Linked DNA regions of Mus musculus: region 1 is linked to region 2. The links are chromatin loops, found by intact Hi-C in ENCODE. Cell type or tissue: gastrocnemius. All regions are shown on one strand. Region 1 overlaps Ghrh (growth hormone releasing hormone). Region 2 overlaps Rpn2 (ribophorin II).

Region 1 (4,000 bases), 51 kb before region 2:
GGAGGTGTTACACAGAGACAACTGTGCATCGCTGAGCTACAATTCCAGTCCCCTTTAAAATTTTTATTTTGAAAATTACCTAGGCCGGCCTTGAACCCTCCTTGACCTTGTGGTCCTTCTACCTCCATCTACCGGGATGGAGGATGCTGGGATTAGAGACCAGCTTGGATAGGCAAGTCTTGACTTTGCCTCTTCATTGGAGACCTCCTTGGATACAGGCTGGTTTTTTTTGTTTGTTTGTTTTTGTTTTTTGTTTTTTAAAAGGGGGGGGGCTTCAGCATTACCACCCAGCCAATGCGCCTTTTCTGGAGGAACCATACAGACTAGGAGAGAGGACCAACCAGGCCAGTTTACAGAAAAAGAAACCAAGGCTCAGAGAAATCAAGTGACTTGTCTGGGGCCACCCAGAAAGGCTACAGTAGCCAACACTGGTGGCCTGGCTCTGACATAACACACATGTACATCCACGTGACCCTTGCTACTGAGGACTCCATAAACAGACCCAGAAGGGCAAGAGAGTCAAGGGAACCGGGAAGTCCAGGGTCTGGGACTTCTCCATCTCCTGCACAGTGCTCTGGGGCAGGCTGGGAATGCTTCCATCGTTCACACAAAGTGGGGTCTGAGGCCCACAGATAGGCCCCCTTTGTTCATGGGCTCTCCCTCCCCACTGCCTGCCCAGCCTGCAGCAGCCACCTCTTTGAATGGCTGGCTCTCACACTGGAAATTTGCAACACAAATGTGCGGCCTGTCTCCCTCTCAGCCTGTCCACCGCTGCCCCAGCCTTTGGGGGGACTTCTAGAATCCACCTCTCTCTGGGGTGCTTTCTTTTTTGTTTCAGCTCAAGCCCCTAGACACCAACACAATCACTAATTAAGGTCGGGTTAAAAACACATCTTGGGAAGGAGCCAGTGCTGAGCGAGGCCAGCCAGCCAGAGCGGGGTGGTGGGAATCGGAGGTGGAGGCTGGATTTTTATTCTTGAGACTCTGGCTTTCTCACCCCATTTTAGTAGGCTTGTCAACAAATAAAGCCTGTTAGTAAGATGGCTTCCAGCTTCCCTAACCATTCCGCTTGGCTTTCTGAGCTCAGGACTGGCTGGAAATTGTTGCTAAGACACAGCCTGTCTCCACTTCCTTACCGGGGAGGCAGGTGTCATGACCCCACCTTGCAAACGCAGTAACTGGGGTGCAGAAGGATGAAGTGCCCTGTCCAGATTCCCTCGTGGGGCAGAGCGTGGTTTCATAGGAACTCACTGGCCGCCTCCTTTCCCAGCTGAAGAAGTGCTTCCTGGTTAAAGTGACCTTTCCTTCTCCCTGCAATTCTTGAGCGCTTTTGTGTGTTTTTGGAATTGAAGCTTCTGCTTCTCACAGCCCTCTGATGCTGGGTCTCCTTATTTCTCAAGGCCCAAATCCAGCTCAGAGGACAGAGACCCAGACATTCCCAAATGGCGGAAATGAGACCTTGGCGCTCAGGATCACTAGTGCAAAGAGCGCTGCAGCCTGGGGGTGGTGGGGGCTAATTAGATGTTTAGTAAGAGTTTGTAAGAGAAGGAAACAAATGCTGGATTAAGAACTGGCCAGCAGTAGTGCTCCCTCGCCCTGGAGGGAATGCAAAAGGCACAACTTGGGTCTGGAGGACAGTTTGTTAGTCAGTCCCTCTTCATCCTCTTCCTCTTCTTCCTCCTCCTCCTCCCCCCTCTCCTCCTCTTCTTCCTCCTCCTCTCACTCCTCCTCCCCCTCCTTCTCCTCTTCCTCCTCCTCTTCCTTCTCTTCCTCTTCTTCCTCTTTCTCCTCCTCTTCCTCCTTCTCCCCCTCCTCCTCCTTTTCTTCCTCCTCCTCTTCCTCCTCCTCCTCTTCTTTCTCCCCCTCCTCTCCTCTTCTTCCTCCTCCTCTCCCTCCTCCTCTCCCTCCTTCTCCTCTCCCTCCTCCTCCTCTTCTTCCTCCTCTTCCTCTTCTTCCTCTTTCTCCTCCTCTCCCTCCTCCTCCTCTTCTTCCTCTTCCTCCTCCCCCTCCTCCTCCTCTCCTCTTTCACTTGCTGAGACACTTTAATGCTTGGCAGCTTTTTGAATATTCAAAGTATTCTCTTACTGCACAACAACGGTTCCCCTCCTAGAACCCTCCAAGACGAATGGATTTGCCCATTCTCACTAAGTCTTGCCAAGATTGATAATTTTAAGACACAAGTTTTATTTATTTATTTATTTATTTATTTATAATTTTGTGCATGGGGGTGTTTTGCCACAAGTAGGTCTGAGCACCCTATGCATGCAGTACCCACAGAGGCCAGAAGAGGGCGTTGGGATGCCCTGGGACTGGAGTTAGAGATGGCTGAGTCACCCTGTGAGATCAAACGTATGTCCTCAGAAAGAGCAGCCTGTGCTCTTGATCACTAAGCTCCAGCTCTGTGGAGTGAATCTTAATGTACAGCCTCCAACAAGAATGAACTTAAAGGTTCCTCAGGGTGCGTGGATAAGCAAGCTGTCAGAGACACACAATGGGAGAAAAAGGACTTCATTCCTCTGATCACAAGCCCTTTACAGACTGAGCTGTCTCTACTCTGCCTGCTTTTGAGCAGGCTCCTTGCTATATTGCCCAAGCTAGCCTTGAACTCCTGGACTCAGCCTCCTAAAATGCTGACACACCGGAAGCTGGGCATGGTGGCACATGCTTTTAATCCCAGCACTCGGGAGGCAGAGGCAGGCGGATTTCTGAGTTTGAGGCCAGCCTGGTCTACAAGCTGAATTCCAGGACAGTTAGGGCTATACAGAGAAACCCTGTCTCAAAGGAAAAAAAAAGTTGGCATATCGGATACACACACTCCAAGACTCAGTGAGGCCCTTAAGAATCTGTTTTATGAGCTCTAGTTATATAGATGTCCAAAGAAAAGAAACTTTTAAAACCTTTGAAAGCTGTTATTCCCAGGTACAGAGACTGTCGCCTTAAGGGTAGAAGGAGCTTGCAGGGGTCAGAGAGGTTGTAAGTGACAGAGTGGAGAGAAGGCAGGTCTCTGACCTCCATGTGGATCTCTCTCTGCTGGTCCACAGGGTCCCATGAGAAGCCAGCACATTTGCCTCAGCCACTTTAATGCCTTTCTTGAGAATGCTTAGCTACAGGCTAGAAAAGTCTGGAAACATCACAGTTCTCCCAAGGTCCCCATCTCTTCTCTCTCCCTTCACACTTCTCTGAGGCAGCTTCAGTGTCGGGCTGTCCTGACACATTACAGAGGTTGCTCCAGGGTTCGGCTGTCAAAATCTGCCTGTTGACGGCAGCAGCTGGTATAAATCAAACCCAGGGACATTCTGATAATTGGATGACAAGGGAGACGGTGAACAATTTTCCCCACTAAAGGGGAAAATAAAACCACTTATTGGTAATATTGTCTACTCCATAGTGAAATAAAGTTACGTGTGGACAAAACAGAATTATAGGAACTTGGAAAAGCACAGTTTGGGGGAGTGAGCAAAGCCATGACATGGTTGCAAATATAATTAGTAGAATCTTAGCGTCAGAATAATCATTCAACATTATATTCTGTTCACCCCCACAAAGACGAAGGAAAAGTTCAGTATGAGTCTTAATTAGTGGGGGCACAGAAACCACTTCCCTCCATTAATTTGTCCGATGCTAAAAACGGCACGTTTGGTTGACCTCTGCGCAATCGACTCTCTGACGCTGACAACACTTAGGAAAATGAAGGTATAAAAGGGAATTACGGCGGTGGCTGGAGCAGATGCCCAGTCTGCGGTCAGTGGGACCTGAGCAGAACCTCAATCGGAGAGAGATACCTGTCACCTCGGAGGTGAGAGGGGGCGGTCCTGGGGGTAGGGACGGATGGGGGCAAGAAAAATTGATCTCTCACCAACTCACAGAAACCAAGTCAAATGGCCCATGGCCGGCCTCTGTGTCCACAGGCTGGTGAGGATAGATAGTACCTGTTCAGAGTGCAGTGTCCCCTCAGGAGAGGTCTAGTGGTTTTGGGTGGCTTTGGGTGGCTTTGGGTGGC
Region 2 (4,000 bases):
GTCCTGGGGCATATGAGTGAGCAGGCTGAGCAGGCCACGAGGAACAAGCAGGTGAACAGCTATCCTCTACTGCCTCTTCCCCAGTTCCGGCCTAGAGTTCCCGCACTGACTACTCTCGATGATGAACTGTGACGTGGAAGTGTAAGCCAAATAACCGTCCCCAACCCCCTCCCACTCCAAGGTGCTTTGGGTCATGCCGTTTCATCACAGCAACAGAAATCTCCCAAAGGATAACAACACGCTGCTTGTCCACTTAAAGTAATCTACATCGACTGAATGATCGAGAATCTGAGGTGAGGATGCACGGAATGTTTTTAAAGGTTAAAGAAGGGAAAGACAACCTCAAAGCCTTCCATAAGAGAGAGAAGAACTGTAAGAAAAAGTGATCTAAAAACTATTACAGTGAACACTTAAAGGGAAATAGACTTTCTTATAGGACTAAAATTATGCAGATGGAATTCTATCCCACACTAACAGTTTGCCATTTTTAAAAATTACATTAACAACCTGACATTATGTCCCTTTTAAAAATGCTCTTTACTGCAAACAAACAAACAAATGGTAGTGTAGGAACCTGGGCTCACCTCACAGCCTGAGAGGACCTGGCTGGACTGGGCTGCATAGAAGAGAGAATCCACGTTGCTGGGATCAAGGTTGGACTTGATGAAGGTACACGCTTTCTAAACACGGGAGAAAGTCAAGGATAAGTGGTAACGTAATGCAGTAACTAGGAAAAGCGAAACTGTGGGGTGCAAAATGAAACCCCAAACCTTCTAGGAGACTTAAAGTGTGGACTGTCCTAGATTTAGTTCTTTTCAATAGTTACTTTTCATAGGGCACTATTACCCCAAACTACTGACTTCACACAAGAAACAAGGCTGAAGTGGGTAGAAACCACTTAACAAATGTCCTGCTCTGGCCATGACCTGTGCTGGATATCACAATGCTCTTCCATTCGATGAGCATAAGGCTCTCCAAGACAGCATCATTATCTCCTTTAGCAGAAAAAGGAACTGGGACGTAGTAGATAAGTGGCCCGTGGGAGATGGCAGAGTCATGTGTCCCCTAATGCCAAGTTTCTCAGTGCCATGGCTCTGAAGCCACATGAGACAAGTGACTTTAAAGGCACCTCTTCTTCCAGGCTTAGGCCCAAGCATCACCGTGCATCTAACCACCCAAACCAGGGCCAGGAATTGTGGCTGCCTCTTCCCGCCCCTGCAACCACCTAGCCTGCTTCCTTTCCACTGACCCCTGGCTCATCACTGCCTAGGGTAGGTCCATGTCATCTCTCACCTCATTGTTACAGCCCTCTTTTAACTGCTTCCAGGCATGCAATCTATTCTGTACAAGGGACCCATGCTGCTTTATTATTAAAGCCCCCATGGTTCCCACCATCCCCAGAGAAGATCCAAAGTTGCCAGCACAGCGCACAATGTCTGAGTGGCATATCATCAGCAGGGCCACCTCTGACCCCAGAACCTTAGTCTCCTATACTTCCCAGTTGAACAACTTTCCTGTCCTTGGATTACCCACCCCCTCTAATTTCCTTGTCTCTCCTATCTGCCAAGTGAGGTCCTCCCTTCACCTCTGTTCACATGCACCTGTTCCCTGTGGCTTTTGATGATATTCATCCCATGATAAGCCACAGCCCACCCTTGCCCTATGTTCCCCAAAGAACTTGCCACAGGTCATCAGTGCTGGCTGCCAGAGAACATTGTTTCCATCACAGTAAGGGAGCACAAAACAAAATTCAACCACTTCTGTTCCACTGAACTACAAGGGAGACAAGTCACTCTGCTAAACACTTTGGATCAGACAGTATAAAACAGTTGCCAGGCATGATAGCACATACCATTAATTCCAGTAGTCAGAACACAAAGACAAGCTATGTGTTCGAAACCAGCTTGGTCTACATAGTGAGTTCCAGGTTAGCCAGAGCTCTGTAGAGACTCTGTCTCAAAACAAAACAGAAACCCTAAAATCTCAGCTATTTAAGATTTTATGGCCAACCCAGCCAAAAGTGGGTGCTTCTGGCACTTTTGGGGTACTGCTCAGAGACAGAATACTTGCCTAGCTTGCTCAAGTACTAGAATTTGATGCTTAAATCACAGAAAAGAAAAAGTAGGGCCCTCTGGGAAATGGACTAGGGAGCAGGAGTGGGCGAACCAGGACACTGCCTGGTACCTTCCCCCAACAGCTAAGCTACACTATGTCGTGTCTCACTGCAAGCCTGGGTCACTCAAACCAAAACAAACCCTATTAAAAATGTTAGGAACAAAACTTAAGATCCTCAAAACAAATGCGTTTCAACTTTAGTACAGTCTGGAAGAACCAGAGGGAAAAGGAAAGAAATAGAATACTTCATCTGCTATAAACCAGGATCTAAAGAAGGAAACGCTACACACAACCAAGACGCTAACAAGTGCTCTGCTGCCCTCTGCTGCTTTGAAAATGAAAAGACAGCACCAGGCCCCCACAAGTAAGGTACCTCTTCCCCACTTCAAGTGTGTCAGGGTGTTCTGAGTGCTTCTTGGGGGATTTCTTGTTTCATCCTCAAACAACCCTACACACAGACACTTCTACTGTCTTACATTCATAGAGAAGAAGACCAGATCCAGAGAAGCAAAGCAGGGCAACCACAGTCATTCCTAAGTGGGAGAGCTCAGCTTCCGAGCCAGGCAGCCCGGCTGTGCTCAGCTTCAGAGCCAGGCAGCCTGGCTGCACCCTCCACTAAGAGGCTGCTAAAATCATCTGCTCTGGAGTAGATTCAGCACTGCACCTACTCTCATGTTACAGGGACAATCAATGTTCATGGCCTCAAAGTTTTTGATGCCTGACAGCACTAGCAGCAGTGGGCAGGAGTAGGGGAACTTCCTAACACCTGCTCAGGACGCTCAGTGAGGGCCCCCTCTCCGGTCCAGGGCTGAGGCTTCAGCTGGCTCTTCTAGGGAATATGCAGCTCTGACTGTAGCTGCTCTCCACATTCCAGACATCTACCTTACCGACCGACGGGAGGCTGAGAACCACTCTACACAGCCGGTATCTGCACACCCCAGCTCTTTGTGTCCTTTGTTAAAACCCCAAGGACCCCAACATCCTCTTGAGCAAAGAACCCCTGTGCTTTCTTCTTCCAGCCTCCAACCTAACCGGGTACCATGCCCTACATGGCTCTTTCCTGCCCACCTTCTCCCTCACCTCCTTCCACATCAAGTCCAGACCCTCTTGCCTTCTCTCAGACCTCACACTATGTAGGCATATCCTTTGCCACTCAGCCCCGTTTCTGTACACACTGTCTACTGCACTTTCCAATATCTCCGCTCCAGCTGCCCTAGACACCAACTCCTAGCCAACACTTTAAGTACTAGTGAGCCCATAATTTATAGAGGCTCCATTACCTCATCAATTTAATTCCTCTCTCTCAACAGATAACCCATAATTCATTCAAAAAGTTCAAGTCTTCTCTTAAACTCACTCATTCAGTCTTGTCTTCTCTCTTCCCACACAGTCCCAGCTCAATTCACACCCTCAGCCCTAATCAATGTCACCTCAAACTCACAGCATCAGCAAAGGGCATCTTTAGAGGAGGGTGCGCCTCAAACCCAAATCTGACGATTCACAATCGTTTCTGTCCTTGGCAGAAACCATTCATCCTGCATTCTGGTCTTACTAATATTTGACATCAATCTAAATCCCAACTTCCTTTGCTACACTTGACAATACCAAACCTCTGTTGCTGCCAGTGCTCTAGTGCATGTCCCCCAAGTCGTCAACTCTCTCCTCAGAGACCCACACACACTCTGAGGAAGCAAGGCTGCATTGAAGCATTGTTATAGCACACCACAAACTGTCTGTGCTGGACATTGTCTGAATAAATTATGAACAGGACAAAAATATGCCTCAATATTAAGAATAACTACAGCTACCCTGTGTGTGTGTGTGTGTGTGTGTGAGAGAGAGAGAGAGAGAGAGAGAGAGAGAGCGCTCTGTGGCAATAACTGAT

The links. Peaks named below come from ENCODE experiments on the same cell type or tissue, not always from the same donor. Only the 100,000 strongest peaks of a DNase experiment are listed, where the experiment ranks them.
Region 1: it touches region 2 in a loop (5-fold over the local background); 14 of 42 quality-filtered maps call a loop at or near these places.

The regions. Positions count from the first base shown.
Region 1 is chr2:157,337,152-157,341,151 of GRCm38, reverse strand. All of the region lies in intron 1 of Ghrh (growth hormone releasing hormone), which reads left to right. Among named protein-coding and RNA genes, the nearest start is that of Ghrh, 7.5 kb to the left of the region's middle. In gastrocnemius, a CTCF peak has its summit at 2,254 (motif pointing right); DNase peaks (open chromatin) are centred at 730 and 2,282.
Region 2 is chr2:157,286,208-157,290,207 of GRCm38, reverse strand. Rpn2 (ribophorin II) reads right to left here. Exons shown (of 17, transcript NM_019642.4): 3 at 585-680. Among named protein-coding and RNA genes, the nearest start is that of Mroh8, 8.7 kb to the right of the region's middle. In gastrocnemius, a CTCF peak has its summit at 2,448 (motif pointing left); a DNase peak (open chromatin) is centred at 2,447; H3K4me3 peaks cover 341 bases; H3K27ac peaks cover 767 bases.